2 separate regions of the Homo sapiens genome follow, and region 2 is linked to region 1. Evidence: chromatin loops called from intact Hi-C (ENCODE). Cell type or tissue: IMR-90. All regions are shown on one strand. Each heading gives the region's core, and the rest is flanking DNA. Links, peaks and the distances in the headings are about the cores only.

Region 1 (16,363 bases), core at 10,559-15,558:
ATTGTGGAAATTGAAATTTTGGTTCAGTTGACCAAATCTATAGGAGGAGGGAAGGAGAGAGAAGACATAACTACAGCAGCAGGTACCATTACTGAAAAGCGCTCATCTTTTCAAGTGTACATTTCAGTGCTTTTAGTATATTCACAAAGTTGTACAACCATGCCACTACCTGAATCCAGGGCATTTTTATTCTATGTGTTTCGGTGACAGGTTCTGTATAGTTGTTACCACTGCTGTCTTTCTAGAATGTTGCAACAAATTTGAATTGAAAGTTCCTGTCTTATTCCCACTCTTCAGAAGTAATCTTTAACAGGTATCCCTTGAAATACTGTAAATTCTATAATTGTGCCAAACGATTTCCCAGACTCTCAGTGTCAGAAAGGAAGCTGAACTTCTGTTCTTTCAGTAGTTTGTTGCTGGTTATGAGTTGGTGGTTTTGTTGTTTCAAAGGTGTGGGTCATATAATCACTTAATTTTGTATAATTTACTGCTCCAGTATTTTCCTAATTTGTTTCTATTAGGGCTCTAAGAAGTATAATTTTACACGAGTTAGGTAGGAGATAGAATATTTTATTCATGAAATATAAAAAGATTAAGTCCAGAAAAATAAGGTTCTTCTTTCTAGCCATAGCTTATTTTGAACACCAAATATTTTCTCATTCTATTTTGTAGATGTAGATTTAAGTCTTTGAGAACATTGATGATGATAGCATTCTGTGCTTTTATCCTTGTTCTGTCTTTTTATTTAAAGAGAATTATGTGGTTAAAAAAGAAGCAGGTCATTTTGATTGCAAAGAGTTTATTTCTCAGATATGAAGATTAAAATGAGGTGAAGAGGCAGGGAGGTGAAGAAGCATAGGTGAACCAGACATGTGGTCTCAGCACATGAAACTTACAGTCTGGTAATTTCAGTATATATGAAAGGAAGTCATCTGTAAGAACTTATGTTTGGGTAGGACTTGGCGTATGGGCTGGGAAAATTTAGTGCTTTACAGTGTTTAAATACCTTCCTATGTGTTTCATATTTAATTTTAATAATGGCCATATGGGCAAGTCAGACTACGTATATATTCATTTTGTAAAGAAGAACACAAGAAAGCGAGTGGTTGTGCTAAATAAGTTGTCCTGAGCCATCCACATTTTCCTGTGGAGTTTTCCTTGTCTCCAGTAATATGTATCATCTTTTATGCTATTGGATATTTTATGTCACTTGTTTACAGATGTGCATTCATTTATGATTTTCCATGATGTGTGCTTTTTTCCAGGCAAAGGGTGGAGGTTATGAAAGTGAAGATGCCTATCAAAATGCTGAACTAGTTTTCCTGGATATCCACAATATTCATGTTATGAGAGAATCATTACGAAAACTTAAGGAGATTGTGTACCCCAACATTGAGGAAACCCACTGGTTGTCTAACTTGGAATCTACTCATTGGCTAGAACATATTAAGGTGGGTGTGTGTTACTATATCCCAAACAAAGACTCTCTCTACCCCTTTGTTTATATTAGCTTTTTACTTATAATTGCAATCAACATGAAGGTACCTTTCTAAACAATGAAAAATGGGTAAATGCTTTGATACTTGGAACTACTAGTGAATTTTAATGTTTGAATGAATTGGTTTTTTATATTGTGCATTTGGTTATGTTGTATTTCTTTTGTTCCCCCTCCCATCCTATCTGAATTCGAACCATCCTTCAGATTCCAGTTCATATTTCATTTCTTCCATAAGGTCTTCCCAGATTGCATCCTTTTCCATTTTCTCTGAACTCTTTACCCTGTCTTTCCATCTAATCAGGAACTAGCGTGTACTTTGTTTGCTTTTGTGTGTCAACCAACGTATATTGCTAATTTATGGAGACCAAGACTGGATAAATCCTACATATATTTTTTTGTCCTCTCAGGAGCTAGGGCAGCACTATCCGTGTGAATAGGTACCCAATAAATATTAGTTGATTTGTGAAGTTAAAACCATTCTGATCAGGGAAATGAGGTGGAGTGGTTGCATGAGCCACACTGAGTGCTAAGTCATTCGCAGAGCACATGTCAGTGCTAATTTACCTAACATGCTAATTTAATCTAGTTATATTTTCAGATATGGTCTGTCAGTAACATAACTCACCAAAATGTAGACTTATGTAACCACATATATAAATATTAAGAGGTAATGGGAAATGCAGTCTTTCACGTTAAGAAGGAGGATACTTCTGCTCACATTAAAATCTCTGAAGTTCAGACAGAATTGAAGAGAAAACCAAACTGAATAAGAATTTTAAATAGACCATTTTTACTATTGTTTCCCTTTGAGAAGCTTAGAAGCTTGAAAATCACAAAGTATAAACACTACTCAGAGAGCATGTTCATGTGGCCCATTCATTAAATTATGTGATGTGTAAATATACAGCCTTAGGCTTGATTTGGAACTAACATAAATCGCTGTGTTTGATTCTGAAAACTCCAGATATTTAATTTGCAGTTTCAACATGGTCTCTAAAAGGCTGGCTATAACAGAATCAAATTTCCCTAGAGTTATAAGACATATAGTTGGGCTAAACTACTTTATTCTCCCCCAATCCTTATCACACAAAGAAAGTTTATTTACTCAATCACTCTCTTCTGGTCTCTGCTCAAATATCACCTTTCTGAGAGAGACCTTTCCCAGCCTCTTTACAAAATAAGAGTTCTACCAGCATTCCCTATAACTTCTATGGAGCGTTTTCACTTATTGCCATCTGGTATACTGTATATTTCCTTGTTTATTTGTGACTGGTGGGCCTCACCCAAATAGAATGTAAACTTCAGTAAGCAGGAACTTTGTTCCCTGCTGTATGGCCCGTGCCTAGAGCAGTATCTACCTTCTAGTAAGGGACTCCATAAATGTTTATTTAATGAATGAATGAACAATTACTACTTTGGATAACTCTTCCTGATCAATCTTAACTAAGCCTTTGGGTTAGTGATTCTTAACTTCGTATATGCACTAGAATTATAGGTGGAATTTATTTAAGATACTGAATTAGGATCATTGGACAATGAGGTCTAGGCACTTCAGGCTTACAAATGACTCTTGATATATAGTCAAGATCGTCATAGTACCCCATTTCCAGAATATGCTTATAGCTGTGATCAAGGGGAGGTTATCATACTTCCAAGCTTAATAATCTGTTTTCTTTCATTCTCATCTGCGTATGTAGAACTATACTGTTTTTCAAGTATAATACAATATGGCCATTGCAGAGAAGAATAGGGCTGTATTGTCCTTTTTTTTTTTTTTTTTTTTTAAGATACCATACTTTTGTGTTTCTTTTTTGGTTATATCTAATTATGTTTAGTTTTAACTCAAGATTGACTTCAGAAAAGGTAAGTTATTTTGCAAAGGATTTCTGCATATTTAAAAAAATAAGAGCTGAAGTTATTTTAAGTAACAGATTGACATATTCTGTGAATTTTCATGCAGTGTTACAGAAAAGTAGCTCACTCTAAAGTTTATACTGTGCTTGCTGTATGCTCTGTGACATAAAAATCTTTAGTCAAAACAATACAATAACTGCTATAGAGTATTTTAAAGAGATCCAGTATTATTGCTTTCAGGTGCTTATCCCAATTTGGTTTAAGCATTGTTTTAAATCATAACAAGGCTTCAATTGCTATATCAATTATTTTTATTTAAATAGATGATGGAATATTTGATTCTTAGAAACAGATCTCTTTAGAACTTTTCTAAGAAGAATCTTACACCATGATTTATGTAGCACCCAAAGGTACTTTTGATTTGGCTATTTCGTTGGGCAAATTAATAGGAGTCAGCAATTATGAGGTTTTTCTAGTTTTAAAAGCAAAATTTATATATCTTCTACCATTTAAAAAAATTCTTCTTAGGAAGGGACAAATGTTTTTCCTCATGTTATTGAAATAATGATCCCTGATAAGCTGTATTAGTAAATTTTGAAGAAGGAAGTATTTACCTTGTTTAAAAACAATGTATTAAAAAATCTGTTTTCCAGCTTATTCTTGCAGGGGCTCTTAGGATTGCTGACAAGGTAGAGTCAGGGAAGACGTCTGTGGTAGTGCATTGCAGTGATGGTTGGGATCGCACAGCTCAGCTCACTTCCCTTGCCATGCTCATGTTGGATGGATACTATCGAACCATCCGAGGATTTGAAGTCCTTGTGGAGAAAGAATGGCTAAGTTTTGGACATCGATTTCAACTAGTAAGTAAGGAACCTTGACTTTGGATATATCACATGCATTCATGCCAAGGCATGTGAAAAAAATGTGTTTTTTAAAATAAGATATTCATCTGAAATTGATCATTTATCTAGTGGGGTAAACGTTTTTGCTTGTTTTGGAAAGCATTAAGATATCCCTAACATGACTAGTCTGGAGTCAGAGCTAGCTATTTGTCAAGTGTCTGACCCAGTCTTTTCTGTGATCTCCACTGGGAAACATCGGATATCATTCAGTGATGTCCACGGGTGTTTCTGGGCAGGCGTTTTCCTAAATAATTGAAAAACTTTTAGAAGGGTCTTTACCCAGATGCTGTCTGTAATGTTTACCTTTAGTATCCAGTAGTTACCAGAGTATACTAGCAGTGTTTATACAGTTGTCCCTTGGTATATGTGGGGGCTTGGTTCCCAGATCCCATGAACAGGCCAAAATCCACACATATTCAAGTTCTGAAGCTGGCCCTGCTGGGACCATGTAAAGTTGGCCCTCTGTGTATGTGGGTTCCGCATCCTGCATTTGGCTGAAACAAATCTGCATATAAGTGGACCTGTGCAGTTCTAACCGTGTTGTTCAAGGGTTAACTGTAACATGAAAGGAACAGACATTTAAAGTTAGTCTGCTCTTTTGAACTTGAACTGTTAAATAAAATTGGGTACCTGGAGTGTTTATTCAGATGGCTCACATTTTGCCGTTCTCTACACAATGTACTTATCATGAAACGGCCATTTAAAACAAACTCGTACTTCAAAGAATCAAGTTTTAGTCAGCCAAAGCTGCACATGTTTATATAAATGTGTTCAAAATCAAACATTTTGGGGTGTTCGAAGTTGCTATGGATTCCTAAATTGCTAACTCTGGTTACCTACTCCCCCCGTTCTTTTTACCTAGTTATATTCTGAAAATAGAATCTTGACAATTAAAGGGCACCCAGTCAAGAGGATTTGCTCACAAGGTTAATGTAGAGTAATGATTCTCAAACTTTTTGGTTTCAGGACCCCCTTTACATTGTTAACAATTATGGATAGAACTTTTTTTTCCTAACTCCCCAAACTTGTTACCCAGAGAACTTTATGTGAGTTATATCAATATTTGCCATATTGAAAATTAAATTTGAAAAAATTTAAAAATATTTCTTAATTTAGGAAATAAGCTTATTATATATTAACAGAAATATTTAAACTAAAAAAAATATTTTCCAAAACAAAAAGTTTAATGAAAAGACTGGCATTGTTTTACTTTTGCAAATTTAATGAGTTTGGCTTAATAGAAGATAGCTGAATTTTATATCTATTTTTACCTTCAATCTGTTATGTTTTGTTGGTTTTAGTATATGAAGAATATCTAACCATATACAGATATGTAAGTGGAAAAGCAGAAAGTATTTTAATAGCTTTTTCAGGGAATTGTAGATATTCTTCTTTGATACTACGCCAGAACTTGATAAATGGTAGTTTCTTAGAGGTTAGTTGTTATATGGAATCCAAAATCAAGTTAATGAATTTTTTTTATCATTAAATTCCATTGGTCTCACTTCCATTTTGAATAGATCTTTTACCCATGTGTGGTTTTGTAACATCACATATTGGTTATTTGGAAAATACTGGCTTATTGAGTTACACAGATCTTCCAAATGTAAATGCATTTCATCATATAATACCATAAAATCACACTTGTTAATCATCACCATTGGTTTTGTCAGAAAAGCCTTCAAGTATTTTTAAGCTCATTATGGTGGGCAAAAGTTCACCAAAAATTGAGTTTTCACTCAAAAGCTTGAATTTTTTCATTGACAACAAATATTGTCAGCTGTTTTCCTTTCAGTGATAATTCACATTGTACCTTTTCAAAAAAAAAAAGTCTTTAAGTCTTTCTAACCACAATGCATACATTAATTTTTCTTTCAAGTAAAAATGATGAGAAAGTGCTATCTCCTACCATACTACATGCAGTAGCAAAGAGTTAACACATATTTCCCGTTTTGTCACACAGGCCATTAAAAAAAAAGTGTACTTAAGGGATGAGATTTAATAAAATCAGTAATTTTTACTGCGTTGTTAAGTACACTGGCATAAGAGAAATGGACTTTTTTTCTTTAATTTAACTGTGAGTGTCTGGTAGGGTAGAATACAGTGGGTACGAATGCAGTTTTAATTATAAGCATTGCCCTGCTTGATGCCTGCAAAGGCACCAGAATTTTTATCCTTCATAACTTCTGCATCATTAGTGCAAATGCCAACACACTGAAAAAGGTAAATAATGTCTTAATATTATGGAAATAGTTTTGACCTCACAGCCCTTGGATGTTTGTGGACCACACTTTTAGAATTCCTGCTTTGGGGTAAGGAGCAGGATTCTGTTTTCAGTTATCTGAGTCAAAGGTCCTCAGAGGAAATAACTGAGAAACTAGGTAGATGACTGCATGCTTGGAGGGTGGATGTCAAGCATTTTTGACAGGTTTTCTAAGATGTGTGCTAATATGGTTCCTCCTGATGAAGACACATTAGTGCTAAGATAGGAGGGGGTACCCTTCACTCAGTGGTCAAGATATGAACAGAGAATGGTGCTTTCTGAGGCCAGTGTCCATGTAACTTATTTCTCAGAGAGAAATTAAAATCTCCAGGACAAAAATCTGGCCTCTGAGGTTCTGACTGCTTCCATCTTTTATTAGCAACCTTTTAGGATCTGAGTTTATTAAACAGAGTAGTAATTCATATTATAAGCACTTGTGTCAGAAAATATCTGAGCAGTTTGCACATCAAAATGTTTCTGCTTGGCAGGATAATGGGTGATTTTTTACTTACTTTGCAATGCTCTTTAAAAGACTTTCTGAAAATTTTTATGTATTTGAGACAGGGCCTTGCTGTCATGCAGGCTGGAGTGCAGTGATGCGACCGTAGTTCACTGTAGTCCTGTACTTTTGGGCGCAAGCCAGCCTCCCACCTTAGCCTCCTGAAAGCTAGGACTACAGGTGCACGCCACCATGCCTGGCTTTTAAAAATGTTTTGTAGAGATGGGGTCTTGCTATGTTGCCCAGACCCATCTCGAATTCCTGGCTCCAAGTGATCCTTCCACCACAGCCTCCCAAAGTGTTGGGATTACAGGTGTAAACCACAGCACCCGACTTTGAAAATTTTTAGACTATTGACCAATTATTTTTTTAAAAAATTATTTCCATCAAAACATGAAAAATCCCCCTAAGTTCATATATTTCACTCTTTTTGCTTCAGAGAGTTGGCCATGGAGATAAGAACCATGCAGATGCAGACAGATCGCCTGTTTTTCTTCAATTTATTGACTGTGTCTGGCAGATGACAAGACAGGTAATTTATCTGGCCTATGTATTCTTACACATCTCCTTTCAGTTTTCCTGTCAGAGTGGGGAGATTTGGTCACTGATTAGCCTATAGATCATTAAATGGAAATTCTTGTAACATCTCCATGTCCATGTGAGAGCTATTTATTGTCACATTATGAATCAGGTTAAAGATTAACACTTGAAAATTTGATTCTATTAGTATTTCAGTGAGTAGCATTGATAATAACTCCTGAGAGGTTTTATCATTTGTTTTGAACAAATAGTGTTAAATAGGCTCACCTAAAAACACATTTATATATTGCTAAGAGTGGAGAAAAAATAAGCTAGGTACCGCAAGCAAAATAAAATATTTTAAGTAACTTTAACTGTTAATTTTTTTTTTGAATTTCAATCTGCTTCTTCTGAAAATTTTTATTTTAAGGGAAAAATGTTTATATAGAAAGCATAACAAGGGAGGCACATACTACATCCAGTTCTTTTTATTTTTTGGCATAGAGAGAGCTATTATGGCTTTTAGAACTTCTAACAAATTTATTTGAAATATTAATATAAATGAATTTAATCTTTTGGAAAGAGTAGAGGGGACTGAGAAAACACCTGGTTTATTGTGAGATCACTTTATTAATGAGGCAACGGGTCATTGTCTTAAAAATATGATTTAATTCTGACTCAAACCATCTCGAAACCCTGTTGAATGCAGCTCATTGGGAGATAATTATTTACCCAAGGGTTTATTAGACCCCAAAACAACTGGAAGTCTGAATTGTTTTTATTTAGATTGCCATATGAATTTAAAGTAGGGCAAGTGCTGGCTCTGCCTGGCTTTGGATCATATTTATTTAGGAGCATATTTTTAGCTTCAATAAAATACTGTTTATTTCAATACAAGAAAATTAATGGTAATGGGGTGAAATAATCATCAATTATATATTTAACAGTCCCTTGCCTCCATAAGCATTTCTACTTGGGTGAATTATTTAGAAACTGTTGGGTTAAATGAAGCATTTTTGTAGCTATGACTATGATATGATGAGACTAGTATTTTAGCATATATACTGAAAAGGTGTATACAATTCAGTTTTGGTTTATAAATCAGACCTTTGGTGTGTTGGGAGGTAAGAGGAAGGAGAGGTGCAGTGTTTAATACTTTCTTGGATTAGGTTTGACTTTTTCCTTTGGAATTGGCTTTGAGGCAGTATATCAACTACCTAAGTCCCTACAATCCTTTTTTGGATGTTTGACCCAAAACATTAGGACCCCACTTTTGACTGTTACCATATTCAGTTTTAAATAGCCTTTGACTCTTGGTAGAAATAAAATTCGCCATCAAAGGAGTAGGAAAGCTCTTTGAAACTGTGGTATTGTTGATGGTTGTGTGTACTGCTTTCCAAGGTGAATACCTTGAAGGAAACGATGTGTTTGAATGTATCAGTTCTGATATGTTTGCTAGAAAAAAAGCACATTTACCAATTTCTTGCAAAGAAGAGTACACGATAATCTATAGCCAACCACCCTGAATGCACCCATCTCATCTGATTTTGGAAGCTAAGCAGGGTCGGGCCTTGTTAGCACTTGGATGGGAGAAGAATACATCATAATACATTTCTTCCTTAGTAATTTTAATTTTGTTAACTTTATATATGCTGTCTATCTAAAAGTAGTTTAATCCTAATTTTGAGCCTGGCACTAAATAAAAGAAAATCAGTTTAAATCTGTATTTTTGATAGAACCTAAAATACTTTGTAGCCATCTTTATTTTATACACCTAGTGTTTTTCTGTATATTTTCTTCCTGAATATAAAGCATATTAACTAGTCATAATGTTTGTTAGCAATTATCAGTTTTATAAATACTTGAATACTAGTACAGAGACTTGAATAGCACATTTGTCAAAACAGAACCAACTATGTTATGACAGCCAGATTCTATACCTCTCCTCCTATTTCCATCCTCATCTCTGTCACCTCAGCCCTGAGATCAGGAAGCAATTGTTGAAGGGCCTTTTAGATTTTAAACATGTAAAGAAAACAAAATAGTTCTCTTCTGCTGAGGGTTTTAAAAGCAATAGCTGCAGTTAATGCCCTGCTATTTTACTTTCTTTGTGAGGAAATGCCTACTGATTACACTGTCTTCTCATAACTGAGCTAACAGTTTTGCCAAGAAGATGAAAAACTAATCGCAGGCTTAGATCCTTGGGATTGCTATTTAGTGATTCAGGATGCATTCATATTTCGCTAATAATAGGGCTGTTAAGAGTGTGAAAAATAGGTGGGATTTATTTTTTAAAGGAATAAATGGGACTTGACAAAGTTTTTTACAATTGGTTTTGTTGTGGAAATGCTTGGTCATCTTCTGCTTGATCATCTGCTTCATTCAGCTTCACAGCCACAAAAATCAAGGCCTAGTAAGTGCCCTTTCTTGTTTAGGAAATCTGTCATGTTACCCTGTCTATACTTGCTAAAATGTAGGAAACTTTAAGGCAAAGTTGTTTTCATCCATGTTCCATTTACATGATGTTTATACTATTTTCCTCCACTATAAAGGAAGGGATCTAAGATGTAAAAGCTTGGAAGCAATGTGTATTTTCACAGTCTGCAATCTAAATATTTATATAATTTCTTATCACGTACAGCCCTATAATTGGTAGAATCTTACATAGAAGCTTCCAAATAATTCTGAAATATTAGATAGGATGGATTAAACGAAACCTTCTAACTTTCAGGGGTTCGTAATTTTTCATTTGATTAGTCCCCTAAAATTGTGTTGTGTAAAACTAAGACATCCAGTCAAGCCCCTGGCTTGGGTTAGAGAGTGAATTTTCTTTTTGTTAGATGCTGCCAAAATAGTGGCTTACAAGGGACTCTGGTTTGATGGGATGGATGTTCCCTGAAAAGTTTACGTCGGTGCAAAAGTAATTGCCATTTCAATGGCAAAAGCCGCAATTATTTTTGCACCATCTAAATATTTAATAGGTTGGTTGACTTGTAAATTATCTGCCTTAGATGTTTACTTTTGTGTATTGCTGACATTTTCTGGAGACATTATTGGCATTTTGTGTGTAATCCTTAAAAAAGAAAAACAACTATGTTCTTGAAAATTTAAAGAATCTTAATGTTGTTTGTGGTCATTTTGGGCAGAGAATGCCTAGAGTTGCCAGAATTGCCTAAGTCAAAATTCAGCCTGCAAATTTAGGGTTAGCAGATATAGCAGATACAGAAACATCATGATCAGAAAAGTGATAACATGATTTTTGAAAAGAAAACCATACGAATAATGCCATAATGGCTTGGAATAATGTAGATTTGAATGTTTAACTTCATTTTAAATACTACCTCAAAAGGATCTACCCATGACAGGGATGAATATGCTTGAAGAATGTCTTAATTTATGTGTTTGTGATGTTTGATTTGCAGTTTCCTACCGCATTTGAATTCAATGAGTATTTTCTCATTACCATTTTGGACCACCTATACAGCTGCTTATTCGGAACATTCCTCTGTAATAGTGAACAACAGAGAGGAAAAGAGGTAAAATATGAAACATGACCTTCCCCATACTATCTCTACTGTATACTTTTCCCTAAAAGAATGTACTCTGTGACAGATTTCAACTGAAGTCATTCTTTTGGGTCATACTTTATCTTACATGCTATAATATTGAGGGCTTCCTTCCATATATCTGGACCTGATATATTCTGAAGTATCTTTGTCACAAGGCTGAAGGTGCTAGCTAGCTGTCTGCTGAGTTCATGAGTGGGAAGTGGTTTCTGCTAAAGAGAACTGAAGTACGTGAAATCTAAGGAGCACCAGTGTACCAATTTTTCCATGTAGAATGGAAATCCTTTACAGCAGGTGCAGAAAAATTTAATTAGCAGAAAATGTATATTCGAGTGAATAGGCAGCTCAAATTCCCAAGTATATCCTACTTATTGAGACATTTTAGGTTAAGTTTTTGAGTTTTTTAAGTTGTAAAGTAATACCATAAAAAAATTCAAATACGGAAAAGATAGTATGTAGAAAGTTAAAGTTTTTCGTTATCCCTTTTCCCCAAAGGTATCACTGTTAAGTGGGGTTGGTATTAAGAAGAAATGGTGTAAGGATTACATTTCAAGTTTTACTTCTTTATCAAAACTTGTCTATCCTATGTATCAACATCTTAATCATCTTGATTGGTATCTCCCTCTGCATCAACTTTTATTCTAAAAAATGTGGTTACAAAGTATTTATGTTTTATTTTATAAAGCACAGTAGGAATAAGTACTTGCACTGAAGCCCAGTTGCTGGGTTCAAATCCTGGATCTATCACTTACTGTAACAGTTCGCTTGGGGAAGTTAATGTCTGCTTTTGTAAAATTATGAAGATTATTAAATAAGCAATACAAAATACCACAAGAACTGCTATGTAGTATTTCCTAGACTTCCTTAAAGGCAGGTATTAAATTTTTAAATTCACCTTATGTCTTCAGTGTCTAGCATGCAGTAAGTATTTCTATGCATAGCAGGCACTCAACAACTTAAGGAATGTTCATTAGAAATAGCATAGCTAAGTTTCGAAGAGTTTTATTTTTTGAGAGCCTTGGGGTAGGAATCATTGATTATTTTTAAAAAAACTTTTTAAATTGATAATAATATGCATACCATGAAATTCACTTTGATAGTGTATAGTTGACTGGTTTTTAGTATATCTGAGTTGTACAGCCATCACATTTTCATTTCAGAACATTTCATCACCTCAGAAAACCTGTTAATAGTCACTCCCCATTCACCCCTGCCAAACACTAATGTTTTTGTCTCTAGATTTGCCTCTTCTGGACATTTCATATAAATGGAATCATTTAATATGTAAACCTTGTGTCTAGCTCCTTTCCTTTAATATGCTTTCAAGGTTCATACATTTTATATCATTTCTTTTTATGGCTGAATAATATTCCATTGTGTGGATATATTTTACTTATCCATTCGTCAGTTGATGGACTTTTAGGTTGTTCCCACTTCTTGGCTGTTAATGAATAATGCTGCTTTGAACATCTATAAAAAAGTTTTTGTACAGACATGTCTTCTGTTTGCTGGATATGTACAAGAGTGGAATTGTTGGGTCATATGGTATCTCTTTGAGGAACTGCATACTGTTTTCCAGTACCCTCTGATCTTAATATAAGTTGGTTTATCACTGAAGTCTCCAAGTCCACTTCCTCTAAAGAGATTTTAATGACAACAAAGTACTTCTTCACAAATTTCATCTAAAGTGTAAATGGCTTATGTGGTGGAGAATCTTTACCTATTTTTCCTGCCTACAGAATCTTCCTAAAAGGACTGTGTCACTGTGGTCTTACATAAACAGCCAGCTGGAAGACTTCACTAATCCTCTCTATGGGAGCTATTCCAATCATGTCCTTTATCCAGTAGCCAGCATGCGCCACCTAGAGCTCTGGGTGGGATATTACATAAGGTGGAATCCACGGATGAAACCACAGGTATGTGCCTTACAATATACAATGGGAGTTTTCATTCATGCAGTGCAACTTTGTCTCCTTAAAAGCAGCTGGAAAGATTATCTGTGCATATTTAAAACTTTACTCCTTACCCATTGATAGTTAACAATCGTATAGTAGAAAAATACTACACTGGGGCAGGGTAATCAGTATACCTGGTTCTTAGGACTGCTTGTATGACATTGGACAAATCACTGCTCTCTTTTCTTGCATCTTCCCTCCTCTGTCTGGATAACCTCTAGGGGGTCTTGTTTTAATAAGCTGAAGAAAGTAGCTTTAGGAAAGTTAAAAGCTGAACAAAATTCTGGTCTACTGTGAATATGTTTATGGAATATTAACTACTTAGAACTGTTTAAGACTAAAAACCTATAAATAACAGGGAATCTTCTGACTACTGTCTTTTAATTGTCTTGTTAATTATTTGTTGTATTTGGAAAAGTACCAGTTTCAGGAGCACCTACACAGCAGGTTATTCTTTGGAAATACTCAGGGGCACTGGGAAAGCCAGTGAAAAGATTAGTGGTGTCCACAGTCCCGGTATTTAATTTCACTGATGGGTTGGAAAGGTGCCATTGGTTCCAACAGCTGAAAAAACATACACTGCAACATTTAGGGAATGATTTGACCTGGCTTTGGTCAGGATTGCCTAGTTGAATATTTTATGTTTTGCTCTTGCAGGAACCTATTCACAACAGATACAAAGAACTTCTTGCTAAACGAGCAGAGCTTCAGAAAAAAGTAGAGGAACTACAGAGAGAGATTTCTAACCGATCAACCTCATCCTCAGAGAGAGCCAGCTCTCCTGCACAGTGTGTCACTCCTGTCCAAACTGTTGTATAAAGGACTGTAAGATCAGGGGCATCATTGCTATACACTCTTGATTACACTGGCAGCTCTATGAGTAGAAAGTCTTCGGAATTTAGAACCCATCTATGAGAGAAAGTTCAGTCACTTTATTTATTTTAAATCTCTCTAGGATGAGTTTAGAACTGTAGCAGTGCAGGTGGCTTAAGTGAAGTAACTCCATATGTAATTACATGATTATGATACTAATCTTTTAAGTATCCAAAGAATATTAAAATACTTCAATCCTGGATTCACAGTGGGAACAAGTTTCTATTAAAAGGCAAATGCTGTTACAAATTTTTGGCATCTGGTAATATTAAAACCATTTTAGAAATACACTCTGTGCTCACTGTGCAGAGGAACATCAGTTTTCAAACCAACACTGAAATTCTGTGGCATCACATATATTGGGCCTTGATGTCATGACAGATCAAAATCATTTGATATCCCTTTCTCCATTCTAGGTTTTTCTTTTTTTCAGTAACTGATTTACCTTGATCACTTTTCAACTTCCATATTCTTCATATAGTAAAAGGCAAAGTGTTGAAGATACTACGGTGTGGTAGTAGTTGAAAATTATTGCCGTCATTATTTACATACTTAAGACATATTAGCAAGTTGATCCAAAATGGGAGGCCTTATAGATGTGCTTGGGGGAAAATGAAGGGGAGAAAGTAGCCATACAGGAGTTCAAAGAATTCCATGCCCTTCAGATTAGCCCAATTACCAGAAACATCATGAAAGATATTTTAAAAACTAATTATTTACTACAGTGTATTTCACTTGTCTTGTGTGTCTGAACACACAGAAGCTAATTAGCAAGTTTTTAAGAAGTATTTAAAAATCTTACTAGGATTGACATTTTTTCTGAATTCTGTATAAATAGCTTATAGTGAGAAGTACTGTGCTCAAATTTTACATTTTTTTCCTTTGCAAATTCTGTAATTTCACTCAACGATTAAGTCTACCAAAGAACACACTGCATGTAAAAGATGTATTACAATCTCAAAGCCAGTAAAAGAAATCTTGCTTCACTGTTCACCTGCTACAAGTAAGAGTTTGGTGCTGGTAGAAACATTTGACTCTGATGTCTATTTTATTCTACATAAGAGCCATATGTAATGTACTGTAACAAAGGAGCTTCTTGTCCCCTTGGTCTTTTAATTAAAAGAAATTCCAACTGACTTTTAAACTTTGTTCTTGTCCAAAGTTGCCATTTCTTTTTTTTCCCCAGAAATATTTGGAAATTATTGGAGGAATATGCACCCCAGATGAAAATGTTCAGTTTGTACCCATTTTTCCTTAACCAACACCCAAATCAAACAATTAAAATATACAGTGTTTTTCCACTCACTAATTCACTATACAGAGAGTCTGAACCTTAGCCTCCCTCTTGGTCTTGCAGTGAGGAAGTTTCTATTAGTATATCCAATTTAGCAAAATTGGTACCAAAATGATTTCTTTGGTAATTGTGTGAAATATAAGCTTTTTAACAGGGCATTTAAGTGGCTAGCAAATCAGTAATTAAAAATTAAGCTTTCTACTCCAAGTATTTCACAAACGCATCTGCCATTTTCCTCATTTAAACCTTGGTTATCTTGGCCTGATACCACATAAAAGAATGTAGAATGGCTGAAGAGATCAAGAATTTAAAGCTTCTAGTCTTAACATACTTGCATCCACTTCAAATTCAAATCAAAAGCCAGGGAAATCTAAGTGCAACCCTACCACTTCTCTGCTGAGAACCTTCCAGTGGTTCCCCTCACCTTCTGCAGAAGTCTCCAATATGGAGTACATGCACTTGGGCATTTAATATATACCACTGGTGTGTGTGGGAGGGAGGGAGGAGGAATACTAGCCCTTTTTATATATTTACACAAGCAAAACTTTTAAATATTTGAATTGACAGTTACATGTTTCATAACTTTGTATGTCTATTGGTTGTGCAGGTGTAATTTTTTCCCTTTTTGATTAGGGTTACAAAATTTAGAGACCAGTATGATTAAGTTGAAGCTCCTTAGCCTCCTTCGACCTAGTCTCTGCATACCTCAACTTTTACGTACCAATGCTACTCTGCTGTTCACAATTGCCTCATGTAATCTGCAGATTCCTGCCTCCCCACTTTGGTTCAGTCTGTCTTGTGCACCTGGAACAACTGTTCTCCCTTGTGACTAATTCCTATTTTCTAGAGTTTAGGCATCATCTCTTCCTTTGGGAAGTTATCTGATTCACGACTGCCTTCTCTGACATCCCCACCTTCCTCTGTGCCCCCATAGCACTGTGTATACCGCTACTACCACTGCAATTCACATTATATTGGAATGAACAATTCACATGTCTACCACAAGTCTGTAAACATAACCTTATTTGAAATGAATTGCAATAAAGCTCTGTTACAACGTAAGTGGATGGATGACACATTCCTCTACTGTAAACTTGCAGATAAGAAAATGGAAGCAGTATTTTTTCACTTCTCACCTGA
Region 2 (16,363 bases), core at 7,598-12,597, 160 kb before region 1:
CCACTGAAGGCTGCTTTCTCACTCATGGAACTGGTCTCTGTGCCAACCCGTAATACGTGTCCACCCCAGAGGCTGAGAATAGACACAGCGTCCTGGTGACTTAAAAATTGGGTAACATCTGAAGGATAAACTCTGTAGTGACTATGAAATTCATTCTAATCATTTGAAATAAACATTATAAACATATGATTGGGGTTTCTCTGCACGGTGCAGGAGAAGGTACTGAGCAAGTAAAGAAAATTTCCTATTAAATAGAAGGGGAAAGCAGCTACTATTCACAATTGTGAAGGGGAAAGAAGAATACTAAACCAAATACTTTCTTCTGTTTTTTCAAGCTTGACCTTCATCTCCACCACCCAACCTCTCACCCCCAATAAGTTATATCAGATAAGCTACAATTCTTTCAAGCGAATAGACTTTGTTCTGTTTATTTCTTCTTAATATATTTTCCCAGATTTGGGATCTGTGTTCCTCATCTCTCAGTTAGGTGTGTGACCTTGTGCAAGTCAATTCCTTAAACTTTCTGGGCAGCGTCTTTATCTGTAAAATAGAGTTGGATGAAAGATCTGTAAGTTGTTTTTTAGTTCCTGCTGTGTGTAATTGTTACTGAAGTGGAAGGCTAATGTAAACAGATTTTATGATAAATATTTCTTATTTTCAACTTGCCAGTTATCTCAAAGGATTGCTGGGTACTTCATCTAAGGCATTTTTAAAATTTAATGTGAAAGACCAAAGTATCTCACATTATTTGTCCAATACAGCCAAGTACAGCAAGGGTCAAGAAACTTTTTCTGTAAAGGGCCAGGTAGTAAATATTATAGGCTTTGTGTGCCGTAGGTCTCTGGCACAACTATTCAACTCTGTTATTATAGTGGGAAAGCAGCCACAGGCATATGAATGAATGTGTATGGCTGTGTTCCAATAAAATTTTATTTACCAAAAACGGTGGCAGGCTGGATTAGGCCGTCATGCCATAGTTTGCTGACCCTTGAAATAGAAACTGAAAGATCTGGTAACCTGAAGATAGGAGAGTTTCATCCCTTCAGCCTTTTCTGTTTACAAGCTGTTTCCTGGCTGATTTCCTGACAATTGTTTTGTTGTCATTGTTGTTGTCGTTGCTGTGTTAAACAACAACTGCTCAATTATTTTGGCCACCCACAACCACCTCACTATTAATGCCCCAAATAAATAACTTTGAGCAAGTGGGCCTGCCAGCTTATTGGGAATCTGAAACAGTTCAGACAACTTGTTTTTCAGTCACAGAGATAAATAAATGGCTTCATCGGCAGACAGTTCCGAAGATGAATAGCCGAGAGGAACAGTTGAGCAGTTAGTTCATTGAGACAGGGAAAGAAAGACAAAAAGAGGGAAAGAGAGAAGTGGGTAGGGAGAAGAAAGATTGAATAGCAAACCAGTTTGTGAGATCTACTGTACAGACTTGCCCAGCTGGGTATTTTATCTTGAATTTGTTTTGCAAATTGCGGATGCCTAGCTCTAGAAGCCAAGAAAAAGAAAGGGCAGTCATCCCACGCCAAAATACTCTCATGGATCTCAAGTAATTTACATTACTTCATTTTTGTGGGGGGAAAATCATTATACAGTCCCCTTCCAAAATAAGTGAAGAGGAACAGAGAGCTATTTTACCCAAATGCCTAGAACAAGACAAATATTTTGTAGAGCTTTTTTTTTTTTTTTTAATTAAGAGAACAATACCTGCCTGGTAACTTTGCCTACTTTGTGAAAGTTACTGTGTCAGTGTTCAGCCCACAAAACTGCTTTAACTATAAAACTGACTGAATCCAACGAGTCTTACTATTTCTGTATATACTTCAGTGAAACAAGGGATATTTTGTACCCCATTCTACCTTTTGCTGAAATCAATCCTGCCTGACAGAGTCCTTACAATTCCATTGAAATGAAAGAAAGAGGTAGTCCCAGTGATTTTATTAGTTAACATCTTTTTTAAAGATCTCTCACATATTGACCATGATTTACAGAGACACTTTATCAAAGTAACACCTAGTAGCCAGGCCTATCCTCTGCTTTTGGATAGATTTTGGATAGATTTACAAGATTTTCTTCACACATACTATTTCTTTAAATATTTATCCCAGAAAATTTAAAGAAAAGGTTAGTGGTGAATACACTGGTAGAAGGCTGGGACAGTGAGGTTTGTTCTTAATTTTTTAATTTGGACTTTTTTACAAAAGGACTTCAAACTGCCTTTGAGAGAAACACAATTAACACAGAGGACAGGTAATTTGTCTTCTAAGGAAAAAGGGTACCCATTTAAAAGAGTTCATGTGTTCTCCTAATTGTCTCCCAGGTTTGTAGACATAGATTGCAACCTCAGTGAGCTAGTACTTCCCATGGTCATCCATAGGCAAGATATTAAACCAATGAAGTAAAAAATTGGGGAAAGCATTTTTAACCAGATTTTTTTCCATAAGTTAAAACATGCATCCAGCTTCCTTGTGAGCTTACTTAACTTGTGAGCATGTTTTATTTGCCTCAAGCTAAAAGATTCGGTCATCATATACCTGATTTACCAAATGGTCTCCTAACATCCTTGAGACCATTCTAGGAAATAAATGATCCATCAGTAGCACAGTTGGAAAACTTAAAAATATAGTCAAGTGGCAGGATTTTCCAGCAGGCTGCATGAACTTTGTTACCCTCCTAATAAGACTGCCCACAATCCAGGGTGTGACTATGACTATCTCCTCTCCTTGGAGGTAAAAGCGTTGCAAACAAGAACTGTGTCCAAATTATCTCCATTTCTCTAGCACCTGATGAAATGCCCAGGACATAGGTTATTCTTAGTCAGTACCTACTTTTTAGAAAATAAGTGAATGAATGAAACCCATCATGTCCAAAGCATTTTCTTTGCTCAGATGCTGTTAAGAATAGCAGCTTGGAGTTCTGAAGAGCATTCCAAATAATACATCAAGAATGTTTCTGTAATTTTAGCAGAGGTTGAATGATCATTTGCTAGGGATGTGGTAGAAGAAAGTGCACTTTGGAGATTTGGACTAGAATGGACAGGTAAGGAGGTTGGGTACGTAGATGGATGGATGGGGTGGATAGATAGATAGACAGACAGACAGACAGACAGACAGACAGACAGACTGACAGACAGACAGACAGATAGATAGAAAAGTGGATAAATGGGTAGATATAGGCTTTGCTATATAAGGAAGCTGTTGCTATATAAAGAGTCTAGTATCTGTATAGAGTTTGAGTCCAAAATTCTTGAGTATAGCAGTTTGATCAAGAATATCTAGCATCTTCTTAAATGACAGATGAGGATGGAAACATTTTAAAAATATATATATATATGACTGTATTATGAGATCTTCACTACTGATTTGAGATAATTTTAAAACATTCTCAGAGTAAAAGAGCAGAGATAGGATGACTAAATACTAGCAGTGGTTAGGGACAGAGCAGTGAATTTCTAATGACAAGGCCAAAGCCTTAGAAGAAGAGGATGCTCACCAGTGGGCCTTAGAGTGGGCTCGGGACCACTTGTGTACAGCTCAGAAATATTGAAATGAAGATCTCAAATGCTTTTTGATTGGGATGGCATTTTGAGAAAAAGATGTGTATCCCACTAAGCGATTATGATTCTAAAACTCATAAAAATGTTGTTTGTTTTAGGTTCATGAGAAGTCCCTTCAGTATCTTTTTACTGCTTTATCCCCAAGGCCCAGAAGAATGCAATGCTTAATAAATACTTGTTGAATTAATGAATAAGAATGCAGTGAACTTAATAATTCTAAAGACAGGTTGATTGATTGAACCTTATAAAAAGAATACAAACATGTTTTCATTGGTCTGGCAGTCCTGTGCTGGGTTAAAACAGGGACCAAGAAGTTTTATCCATACTTAAGCACTGGCATGCTACACTATCTCAGGGACTAATACTATAAAAAGACTTTTAAAAATCTCAAATGCGCATGCACACACACACTCACAAACGTGGAAAACTATCTAGGAGTACACAATAAATATACGTTATTGTGCACTCATAATTGATTTAAAACCCAGGAGGATTGGATGCGAAACCTATTTTGTAGGTTAGAACCAAACTCTGTAATTTTGTAGGTAAAAACAGAAAAAGAACATGTAAAATGAAAGATCATGCAAGTTCATGATTTGAACCAGTCATTGACTATTCCTTGCTGCCAAATCAATCTTTAACTACGGTTTGTCTAGAAAACTGGGTTTTCTATTATGTGAAAGACTACCTAGATGGAAATAGCCTAATTCTTTCACAATCACACACATGCATGCATGCACACATACACACATACTCTCATCTATCAGCTGAGAATGTGCGATTTTTACCACAGCCTTCATATGCCCTTCAGGAGAAAATGTGTGTTGGGGAAAAAACAGATGATTTCTATTAAGTTCTACATGGGTTGAATTTAAGGCAAAGAGTGAGGCTGAGTATGAAAATCGAAGCCAATGCATCAAAGCAGTTTTTTCTTTCAAACTATTTTATGTACTAAAGTTTGCACAACATGTTGGCAATGACAGCAAGCTTGTATAAGGAGGTGTTTTGTGTTTTACAGCAAACATAAGGGCAAAAAAATGCAAGAGCAGTGAAATATTACTTCAATCATGAATTCAAAGAATGTATATAGTAGGTACATGGTAAAACCCATGAGTTAGAAACTACAAGATTTAAAAATCTTTTACAAAATTACAAGAAAGGATTTATCTCATTCTTTCCTCCATACCAGGGCACCTCCCTTCACCCAAGCACCAGTTTCAAATTTGGAAAACCCTTCAGACCCTAGGGAAAAGGGTCCTAAAGTATCTTTTGGTACCGTGAAGGAAATAAACTACATTTAGCACAGTCTATCTGTTTGATTAGAGAGAGAAAGAGACATAGTTACATTTTCCTGGCATGCAGATCTTTTATAAATCTTAGAAAAGGTTGGTTTTCCAGAATTCTCTGGAAGTTATTTTGGAGCTCATCAATTCTGCCAACATTGAGCACTCTGTCTACCTCTTTTCTTTCTCTTCATTTTCCCCATTTCTAAGTACATTTTGGTCTCTAGAAAATAAAAAACTGCCTAGCACAGAGTAGACATTCAGTATACTTTGTCAAATGCATTAATGGATTGATGGATTCATGGGTGACTAGGCATTAGGTGATCTGAGATTGATTGATTGATTGATTGATTGATTTTTCCTTCAACTTTTAAGTTCCCGGGTACATGTGCAGGATGTGCAGGTTTGTTACATAGGTAAATGTATGCCATGATCTGGGTTTTAATCTTAAGACACTAGTAGGTATCATACCACCTAATGGAAATGATTATGCATTGCTTTTTGTTGTCATAACTTTGGGTGAGTGGATATGTGGAGTGTGTGGTATGTGTAGCTTATCTTCCCAGATAAACTGTATGCCAGAGATCTTAAACTCAGATGGCCTACATGGACCAGGCAAATGATAGAAGTGAGGAAAATGGGTGGGTATAATAAAGTAAGGAATAGTAGAGGCTGCTGTGGCCACCTGGAGAGCAAAAAGAGCAATTTGTGTTTCAAACATGATGGGGGCCAAACACACCACATCTGTAGTCCAGGTACACTTACAGTGTGAGCTCCTTCATAAGACTCATTGGATATAAAACATCTAATATTTAAAAATACAGAAATAACAAAATAATAATAGTTAAAGTGTATCAAACATCTCTACTAAGTCCCTGGCACTGTTCTAAAATTCATCTTGTTAAATTTTAGGTAATTAATGTATTACCTTTATGTTGCAAATGAGGAAACTAAGGCACGGTACTTAGTAAATGTACATGATTGCACTATGCATAAATAATTGGATGTTAAAAGAATAAAAACCAGAACAGCAAAGAGCAAAGCTAACAGAGACCTGAGCTAAGCCCCTAACTGAGAAGAAAGAAGCACACCCCAAAAGACAGCCCATCAGAGAATGATACCCCACCCATCTTCTGGCATCTTCAAGTAGGAGGATGAAGGTAATTTCCCAAATCCCTGGCAGCTCATAATCTGCAATATAACTGAGACCTCTACATTTCTCAGAGACCTGACACAGAACAGCTTTCTGTAGTCTGCGAGTTCTATCTCCTTTGTTTCACAATGAAAACAAACGTAAACAGACTATTGTTCCTATGTGTAGAAATAACTTTAATAATTATGAGCAGCTATTGTTTAGTAAGTGCTTACTACGTGGTAGGTATTGGATTATCTCCCCTAACTCTTGTAGGGAAACTGTGACATCCATACTGTTATTATTTCCCTTTTACAGATAAGAAAACTGAGGCTTAGAGAGGTGAATTAACTTCTGCCACATCACACAACTAAGTGTCAGAACTGGGGTATGAACCAAGGTGGACCTATCTCCGGAGCTTATGGTCTTGTCCATTGCATGGCAATGCAAAGAAGATGAAAAGAAAAGTGTTTTGAATTTTTCTACCTATGCTTGTCAGCTACTTAAAAAAATAAACCAAAACAAAAAAACACAAAATCTTCTTTTGAAAGTCTTACATAAAACTCCAAACTAACAAAGAAAAGAGCAGACTCTTTCTATTCTGGTTCAAGTGGAGAGTAGAAAGCAAACTACCATCTCCAATACATTCTCTCCCACCTTGATGTCTTCCCCCACCACTTCCAGCTGTCTTTACGCTTCCCTGATCCTGCCTCTTTCCCCCTGTCACAGGCTCTGCTTCCCTGTCCTTACTCAGGGTGCACCAAAAGGCCCAGCCCCCAATCCTCCATGTATTTCCTCCTCCTTTTGCCCTCCAAGACACTCAGCTCACCGATCCTCATTTGCCATTCTGTCAATGACCCTCAAGTACTTGTCTCCAAGTCCACATTCTTAGTGGCTTATAGAACACAGGCGGTGAAGTCTCCGAAATTCATGATGGATTTAAAGTTGAAAGAACTGACTGGTCATAGGGGTGTAAATATATTAGAGGATGGTTTCCTTAAGCTGCTCAAAGGATGTACCTCAGAGATGGCTGTAATTATTTTTTACTAACTAGTGAAGAGGATCTCCCCACCCTGTCCTCACTCCCCTGTCCTTCTCTCCAACACACTTCTTTCCACCTTCCTGACCTGAGGGTGCTCAACCCTGGGAAGAGTGCTGCATGAACTGATGGGTTGGCCCAGGTTTAAAGTACAAAAATCTTTCTTCTCAATGCTTCCTGTCTCACGTGACAGGCAGTAAAGTGTACTGATTGAGAACTAGAGTTGTGGGGTCAGACAGACCTGGCTTCAAATCCTCCTCGGCCACTTACAGCTATGTGATCTCTCTGAGCTCAGGTTTCTCATCTGCAAAGTTGGGTTAATAATACAAGTTCTTGCTCATTGTTTTGTTGGGAGGAGTGAATGAGATAAATCACGTAAAGCACGGACCACAGTGACTGGCTGATAATAAGCCTCAGTGGATGGTCGCCCTTAGAATTATTTTGTAACCCTTTGCTTTTGAGGCAGCTGGTGAGCTCTGTAGCCTCAGAGATTACTAAAGCAAGGCCAAGGCTTTCGGCTTGTGGCTTACTTACTTACTTGTTTATTTATTTCAGCTCGGCACATAGTTAAAGAAAGAGAAAGAAATAAAAAAGATAATTTCCACAAACAGTGTACCTACCACCTCTACTCATGTGGTATCATGGGAGTTGCTTTGTGGTTTTTTGTTTGTTTGTTTTTGTTTTGAGACAGAGTCTTGCTCTGTCACCCAGGCTGGAGTGCAGCGGCACAATCTCGGGTCGCTGCAACCTCTGCCTCCTAGGTTCAAGTGATTCTCATGCCTCAGCCTCCTGAGTAAGTAATTGGGATTACAGGCATGTGCCACCACACCCAACTAATTTTCATATTTTAGTAGAGATGGGGTTTAACCATGTTGGCCAGGCTGGTCTCAAACTCCTGACCTCAGGTGAACCACCTGCCTCGGCCTCCCAAAGTGCTAGGTTTACAGGCATGAGCCACCGCACCCAACTCCCTGCTTAATGTTTTTATGTCTTGTAACCTTACATAGTTTAGTTGGTGAATGACAGATGGATTTTTTTTTTTTTTTTCTGGGCACAGTGCTTCATGCCTGTAATACCAGCACTGTGGGAGGCCAAGGATCTAGGATCACTTGAGCCCTTGACTTTGAGACCAGCCTGGGCAACATAGTAAGACCCCGTCTCTAAAAAAAATTTAAAAATTAGCCACCCTGTCTCTAAAAAAAATTTAAAAATTAGCCAGGTGGCGCACGCCTGTGGTCCCAGGCACTTTAGGAGGCTGAAGTGGGAGGACTGCTTGAGCCTGGGAGGTTGAAGCTGCAGTGAGCCATGATTATGCCACTGCACTCCAGCCTGGGTAATAGAGTGAGACTCTGTCTCTTAAAAAAAAAAAAGAGAGAGTTGGATTTCTTTTGTTCCCATGTATTCAGTGTTTCCCAAAGCATATTCCCTGGACCAATGAGTATCAGAATAACCTAAGGAGGTACCCTGATCTATAGCCTCAGAATCCCTGGGACAAGGCCAGGGCATCTGCCTTATAAGCTGATTCCCAGATCATTCTGATCAAAGTATAACAATTTTTGACTTAGTGTTTATATCATGTAAACTAAAATTTGATTTTACATTTTCTTATATTTATACATGTAAGCATTTCTCCCTCACTTGGGTGATAAATTCTCTAAGGTGATAACCATATTTTCTAGTCTTCTTGTAACCCTACTAGTGTACTAGTGTAGAGCTCAATCCTAAATACATCATTGGGAATTAATGAGAATATTCAACTGGGTTTAGCTTACTGTCTTGCAGAGTCCTGATCTGTCAATGCCAAAAAATTGGTAGAGACCTCAAATTAGAAAGGCAGTTCACCAATACCCAATATTATTTGATATACAGTTGAGTTTTTAATCAATATTTTCTCATTGTCAGTGTGTCGGGTATTCTTTTACTGAGATTCTTGCGCCGAGATACCTGAATTGTTGACTGCGGAACAAAATTTACAAGGCCCTGAGAAGTGAAGTCCTTTCCAAGTTTGAGTTTATAAAACAGAAACTTAGAGGCCTTCCTGCCTTTCTGTCACAGAAAGCTGGGTAAGGCAAAATGCCTTCTGTCCAAAATAGTTTCAACTTTTAAACACGTGAATTAAAACATGACTTTCATTGCAGGATCAGCAATGATACATGCTAACTTTGGGAAAAGGAAGGATTTGTTAGGTTATGATGTTTATTCCTGAGAAATTGAGAGGTTTGCCATATGTTTTTATGGTAGTTTTCTTTGAGGTTCCATAAACACCTTCTGGAATGTGGAGGTTCCACAATCAGAGTCCTCATGGGAGCTTTTCCAGTGCCCTAATGTCATTAACCCAGCTGCTTTGGTTGCTGTGTTATGCAATTATTTCTTCTACATTTAAAAAGCGATTCTCTGATCTCCAACCCATTTAACCATGTTTGATCTTTAATAAGATGAAAAATGTTTGGAATCTGAGTGTATGATCTTTGTGCTACATTTTTCTTTTTTTAATTCACAGTAGCTTTTCCTTCCCCCTTTCTCTTCTTTAGGATCAACACTCTGTGGTAGGCCAGAACACAGGCCCCAGTCCAAGTCCTAACCCCTGCTCAAATCCAAACACTGGAAGTGGTTACATGAACTCCCAGCAATCACTGTTGAATCAGCAATTGATGGGAAAGAAGCAGACTCTACAGAGGCAGATCATGGAGCAGAAACAGCAACTTCTTCTCCAGCAGCAGATGCTGGCTGACGCGGTAAAACTTTCTCTTAATTTCTACTGAACAAACCTGTTGACCCAACAGAGGGAGTTTATTCTTTTCCATTTATATTTACTGTGCCTACTTACGTGACAGCAACAAAGGTGTGCTGACTGTAAGAGAGGATAATTCCATACATTTAGTGTACTGCAGGAAGAAAAAAAAACCCAAACTTGATTTAACAACTGCTGGACACTTGGAATGCATGGCACCTCTGCTAACCAGCCCTGCCCAGCCCAGGAATGTCTAGAACAACCAACATGGGCATTTGAATCAGGCAAAAGAAACCAGTGTTGTTCCCCAGGCTTAAGGGGCAGAAACAGTAAACTGAACTTGAATCAACTCAAATCCAAACTGATTTTAGAGATAAGAGTTTCAAAAGCAATTTTAAAAGCCAACATGGAGCCTCAAAACCAAGATTTGGCTTCCAAAATAAAGCAACTCACAATGGGGGATTTTTTAAAAGAAAATGTAAAATACATTTCCCATTTGCACTGTATATATTAGGTTGATGCAAAAGTGATTGCGATTTTTGCCACTACTTTTAATGGCAAAAACCGTAATCACTTTTGCACCAACCTAATATTTGACTGTTTAAGAAAGACAAGATTGTGTTTCCCACACACTCTTCATGCATTAACCCTCCTTCAGTATTTATCTGCTCAGCCCTGGTTTCATTGCCTCCCTTCAAACTATTTGGCCAAATGAAATAAAAAGTAAGCATCTCCAGGTGAATTAGAGCTAAAGTATACAGAAAAGATAACAACAAAATCAAATAATTTTATATTCAAGGAGCTTTGTAGTGAGAGTCAGAAATGCAGGGTATCACAAGTGCTATAATTATTCAGTAAATAATAATTTGCAATGAGGGGAGAGCCATAAACAAGGCAAATCCTCTCTTCACCCTAGAGAAGCCTTGAGCCCACTGAGGATATGTCAGATAAATTGGCCAATTGTAATGCATGTGATTAAATGCCATACTCTGGTAACTACTAGAAATGATTTCAGAAAGAACTTTCTATCTACCGAATATCTGAAAGTGGAGTAAGAGATGAGTAGGAGGGTTATTTCAGCCAGAACAACCAGCATATTCAAAGACCTAGGGACAATAAAGGATACTACATATTATGCCTGCCAAGGTATTGAGTGTGCACGAGAAGGGGGAATTGATGGGTAAAGATGGGATAAGAAGCAGGAGGATAGGGCTTGAGAGGCCAGAATTTACATTAAAAAGCAACAGAAGAGATTTTAAGGATTTAACACAAGGGGAAGTACTAGATTCAGATTTGCATTATAGTAAAAGTATAAAATATACTAAAAAGTATAAAAAGTAAGAGAAAAAAGTATACTTTTTACAGTAAAAAGTATAAAAAGTAAGAGAAAATGTAATGGAAAGAAAGATTAAATCCAGCCTGCAAAGATTGAGGATAGTCTCCCAAAGAAGTAAAATTTGACATTGATTTTGAAGGACTGTAGGATTCTGATAGAGTAGGTGGGGTCCACTATTGTAGGTGGAGGGTGGAGCACCAAAAGGTGCAGCCTGGGTGTGAATTTGTTGGTGAGTTTGAGATTGCATTATGAAATATTTAATGCCTGATAAAAAGTAAACATAGTATAACAACCACACTTTTAAAGGAATTACAAGTGGAATAAGTTTCGTATTCAGGGCATGTGAAAAGAAATAGTGAGAAGTAAATTTATTTGACCTGGAATAAGGAATATTGAGAAATAAGATTACAGATGACGTTGAATACTGCCATAAGGTTTAAGGGAGTCACAGACTGGATCACAAAGTGACACAACTGGTTTCTTCTAGAAATCATAGTTTTGAAAACTCCAGTCCTCCCCCCTGTTCCCTTCCCCTCCCATTTTTATCCTTATAAGCTAAAGAACTTAGAAACAAGGACAGCAGAGAGAAAAATGTGTAATCTAAGGTTGACTTACTGGGTACACTTTCATCACTACCATCAATACTACTAATTTCATGAATTATAACACACAGAGGTTGATTTTCAGCTCTTGTTAAAAGGCAAGGAAGTGGTAGCATATACATTCCATGAGGGTCCTGGCCTGGCACTGGGCTAACTCCCACTGGGCCCCAGTTGAGTCACCACTAGGACAGGTGCAAAGGGCAGTGGCATAAACTGTGAGATGAATGAGAATGAGGCTGCTGTTTTTGTGATTTTTAAAAACCATTCACATTTCTCTTTGTTTGGACACCATTGAGGGTGTCTGTGCTTTTTAGCATATCCAGGAAGAAGTGGTCTTTGATACCACTGTACATTAGCATATGCTTTGTGGTCATTTGCAGTCAGTTGGCAAGGCCACATAGGCACCTAAATTGAGACGTTGTCTCATGAAAGTTTGTTATCCTTATTCTCTATTATTCTCCTACCAATGAAGCACAAAGAAGAGACATGAATAGTACTTATTACAACGGACATCGTAATTACCAACACGCATTGTGTACCTACTGTATGCCAGGCACCAAGCTGGATTTTCACAGAATTAAATAGAAATATGAGGGAGGTCCTATAATTATCCACATCTCACATTTTTACAGATGGAGAAACTGAAGCAGAACAGATATGTACTATAACAGATGATTTCTATAATGGGTTTTCAAGTCCAACAGATTGGGTTATCATTAGATATTAGTTCATAAATTAAATTTCATATTGCATAAAAGTATTCTCAAGAATGGCCTATATGTTTACACTTGCACAGAATAGGAATGTCAGTCTTTTGCAAAATGTAGCCATCTCTATTCAGTATTGCAGGCTAGTCTTTGCTGCTCTTCAGCACAAAAGAACAACATGGCAGTTCTGTGTTATGTCCATATGCAAGGTTATTAATCTAAGTCATTTGTGAACGAGTAGTTTAAGAAACCTAAATTTCTGGATATATATATATAAATGATATATGTAATATAAATATTATATATAATAATGTAAATATATATAATATAAATATATATACTATAAATATTATATATATATAAATGAAAACCCTTTGAACAACAGTTTAGCCTCTGGTGGAGACAAGCCTGACAAACATGGTAAAACTCCGTCTCTACTAAAAAAATACAAAATTAGCTGGGCATGATGGCGGGCACCTGTAATCTCAGCTACTTGGGAGACTGAGGCAGAAGAATCGCTTGAACCTGGGAGGCAGAGGTTGCAGTGAGCTGAGATCGTGCCATTGCACTCCAGCCTGGATGACAAAGTGAGATTCCATCTCAAAAGAAAAAAAAAAGTCAATAATTAGATTGAAGATATATAAAAATAAATCCAGGTTTACAATATAGTCTATGATGGGAAGTCAAGCACCTTCTTCTCTTTATCTCTCTCTTTCTCTCTCACTCTCACACATACACACACACACACACACACACACACACACATCCTGTCTTCAGTATAAACGGTAGAAACACCTAATTACATAAGAAAGAATGACAGATGCTTTTGGAAAAGAGTGGATTTCAGAAAGTCCATGCTGGCATAAAATCAAAACTGTCATCTCACACAACAGTTTACAGCAGAGCTGGTTGAACATCACCACATTTGGGTTCATGGAACATCTCAAGCTGTTTCTTAAACATTTAGGGTTTGGGCAAAACCAAAGAGCATTTCACCAACCACTTTTTCCCTTAATTTGTAAACCCATGTTTAAAAGAAATGTAATCCATATGTTTCTGATTCATTTACACTTAGCTCATCAAAATTGTGTTTTATATGAATTACTTATGTGCAAAAAACTGTGTCTTTCAAGCCTTTTTCTTAGCAACAAGAATTTAAATTTGGTTTGTTGTTGTTTTAAGGCTTTTTCCTCTCCTTTATAGTAGACTTATTCTACTAAGAAGGTTTGGAATGTGATGGGAAACTGAGAAACACATGGTTTAAGTCAGTTCTAAGTTAGGCAGTGCACATTTGTTTTCCAGCTAATTTACCCATGTATCTATTACAAAGTTTTCTTTTCTATTTGTTGACTTTTCTATAATTATAGTGTTCTCCGTCTACCTATGCTGATTATTTTTATTTTGAAAATTGAGATTGCTTTGGGATGCATACAAAATTGCAGTGAAGTCATTCTAAAAACTCCCTGATCCATACCAAACAAGATAAAAAGCAGCCCTTAATTCCCAAAGCTGATATGATACTCACAGCCAAGCTGTTTTGTTCTCTGTTGGGTATAAACAATCCTACAGAATGTCAACCTCAGACAGGGTTACTCTGAGACCATGATAAAATGAGACAAAATAACACTTCATAATTTTGTCTAAAAACAGACACAAACAAGGTCACTGTGCAACCTCCAAAACACCAAACACCCCCCTCTGTTGTTAAATGAGTGATAGCTACTTCTTTATTCAGTTAGAATTGACTTTACTTTGTGACAGCTTCCAATCTAGAACAAAGCCCCATTTCCTTAGACTCTTCCGAAATCACTCAAAGTCCAAATCTCAGGACAGATTCTTTCTAACATTCTCCTACTGAGACACCCTGTGACCCCTCATGATGTGTGTTCTCCCTTGCTGCAACAAGTAATAAAGCCAACAGCTGTGTTCCTAGTGGTCTTTGACTGAGGATATTGACATATTAAAAGAATGTCTCTTTTTTTTTCTCTTAGCTTCCAAAGTCACCTATTCTAAAGATCAAAAGGCTGATTCCAAAAGGAAGAAATGAAGGGAGGACAGCAAACCTGTGCTTTTAGAATGGGGAGCTGAGAAACAGAGTAGCAAGGGGCCTCGTATTGTGTGTCAGGAAAGAGCCTGAGTTTTGGACTCAGGATTTGGTCTCAGTTCTACCACTGTGTGACCTTGAGCAAGTTACTTAGCCTAACAAGGCTTTAATTTCCTTATTTTTTAGGTGGAAATAATCATACCTACCTTTAAGAATTGTTTATGCGAAGGTAAAAAAGAGATAAAATTCATATAGTGCCTATATCGGTACCTGTTGGTTATCTCCTGACATCTCCTCCTACCTAGGGTCATCAGATTTAACAAATAAGAATACAGAGCTGGGCGCGGTTGTTCATGCCTGTAATCCCAGCACTCTGGGAGGCTGAGCTGGGTGGATCATGAGGTCAGGAGTTCGAGACCAGCCTGGCCAATATGGTAAAAGCCCATCTCTATTAAAAAAAAATACAAAAATTTGCTGGGCGTGATGGCGGGCACCTGTAATCCCAGGGGCTCAGGAGGAGGAGAATCACTTGAACCAGGGAGGCAGAGGTTGCAGTAAGCCGAGATCACACCACTGCACTCCACTCTGGGTGACAGAGCAAGACTCCATCTCAAACAAACAAACAAACAAACAAAAACAAATAAGAATACAGAATACCTACATGTTCTGTATTTTATCTGAAAACCCTACCTCCTATGCTTTCCCCACTGTGTGGGACCAGAATTCTACGTAGGTACCTGCCAAAGCATATCAGATGTGCTATTCTCATTGAATAAAGAAGTAGCTATCACTCATTTAACAAGAGAGGGGGGTGTTTGGTGTTTTGGAGGTTGCACAGTGACCTTGTTTGTGTCTGTTTTTAGACAAAATTAGAAATTAGCATCTTGAAAAATCACAGAAATTTAGTTCTCATTGAAATTGAATTGCAAAATAAAGAAAATAGGAGTAGTTACTAGAACCAAAACACATGTTGACTGTTATGGAAAAGTAGAAATTATACTTCCATACAGGAAGTTTATTGAAATTGAAAAGATTTGTCTCTGAATTAAGACTACAAAATAAGGTCATGATTTGTAACCCATGATTGCAAAATTGTTCTTATATTTTCTGAAATTTTACAAAATTTTACATGTATTTTCACAAGTGAAAAGGGAATGATGCAACATAATATGCTTTCATATCATTTCTCAAGGAGAAAATTGCTCCACAAGATCAGATAAACCGACATTTGTCAAGGCCACCTCCAGATTATAAAGACCAAAGAAGAAATGTGGGCAATATGCAACCAACTGCTCAGTATTCTGGTAAGTGTTCTTAAAAATTAATAAAAATTATAGCTGTGAAAGGAAAAAAAAACTTCAATTTTCAATAATCCCTGTAACTCACATATGATTATAATATCTTTCTTAGAATTTCTAACTCCCATTTGACTTTCATGCCAAGACTACAGTTAAATATTTTTTAGTCCTTTCATCAGTTTTTGCTTAGTCATGCCCTGTACTCACATATTTCACCACTCTCTGGACTACCTCTGAGAATTCAAAAGAGCTAAATATTTTTCTGTTAGGTTCAATCATTCTCCTTCCAAAGATATACCTTAACCCAGGTAGTAGAAGGTAAGCAGACATTTCTCCCTCTTAGACAGGCACATGTGTAACTTTCACAAATCCTAGTCTTTTTGTATCCACCATTGAGCCCATCTCCAAGGTTTCCCCTTCAAAGACAAATGGTCCTGCCACCAAGGAATACTTGAAAAGCAGATTTAGTTTTCACGAAGTCTCTCAAAAACACCAAAGGTGAACTCCATTTAAATCACAAAGCAAATCTTCTTAATAGCTCTCTCAGTATAAAATAAATGGTAAGTACAAAAGTCCCCCAAATTCTCTCTCCTCCCGCTCATGAAACTCCAAAAGAACCTTTCCCAAAC

The links. A loop is a pair of places that touch in the nucleus more often than their neighbours do. Peaks named below come from ENCODE experiments on the same cell type or tissue, not always from the same donor. Only the 100,000 strongest peaks of a DNase experiment are listed, where the experiment ranks them.
Region 2: a loop joins it to region 1, with 2.3 times the contacts of the local background. A loop is called at or near these places in 2 of 110 quality-filtered maps.

Annotation. Positions count from the first base shown.
Region 1 is chr11:95,832,802-95,849,164 of GRCh38, reverse strand. It overlaps MTMR2 (myotubularin related protein 2), which reads left to right. Exons shown (of 15, transcript NM_016156.6): 10 at 1,266-1,451; 11 at 4,006-4,212; 12 at 7,456-7,548; 13 at 10,958-11,071; 14 at 12,841-13,017; 15 at 13,714-16,285. The coding sequence ends at 13,875. It also overlaps the pseudogene RNA5SP345. Among named protein-coding and RNA genes, the nearest start is that of CEP57, 50 kb to the right of the region's middle. In IMR-90, for the core only: a CTCF peak has its summit at 12,964; a DNase peak (open chromatin) is centred at 12,954; H3K27ac peaks cover 316 bases.
Region 2 is chr11:95,984,908-96,001,270 of GRCh38, reverse strand. It overlaps MAML2 (mastermind like transcriptional coactivator 2), which reads left to right. Exons shown (of 5, transcript NM_032427.4): 3 at 9,548-9,751; 4 at 15,629-15,740. Among named protein-coding and RNA genes, the nearest start is that of MTMR2, 69 kb to the right of the region's middle. RefSeq lists an enhancer at 15,323-16,363. In IMR-90, for the core only: no CTCF peak of the experiment used is centred there; a DNase peak (open chromatin) is centred at 9,600; H3K27ac peaks cover 1,235 bases.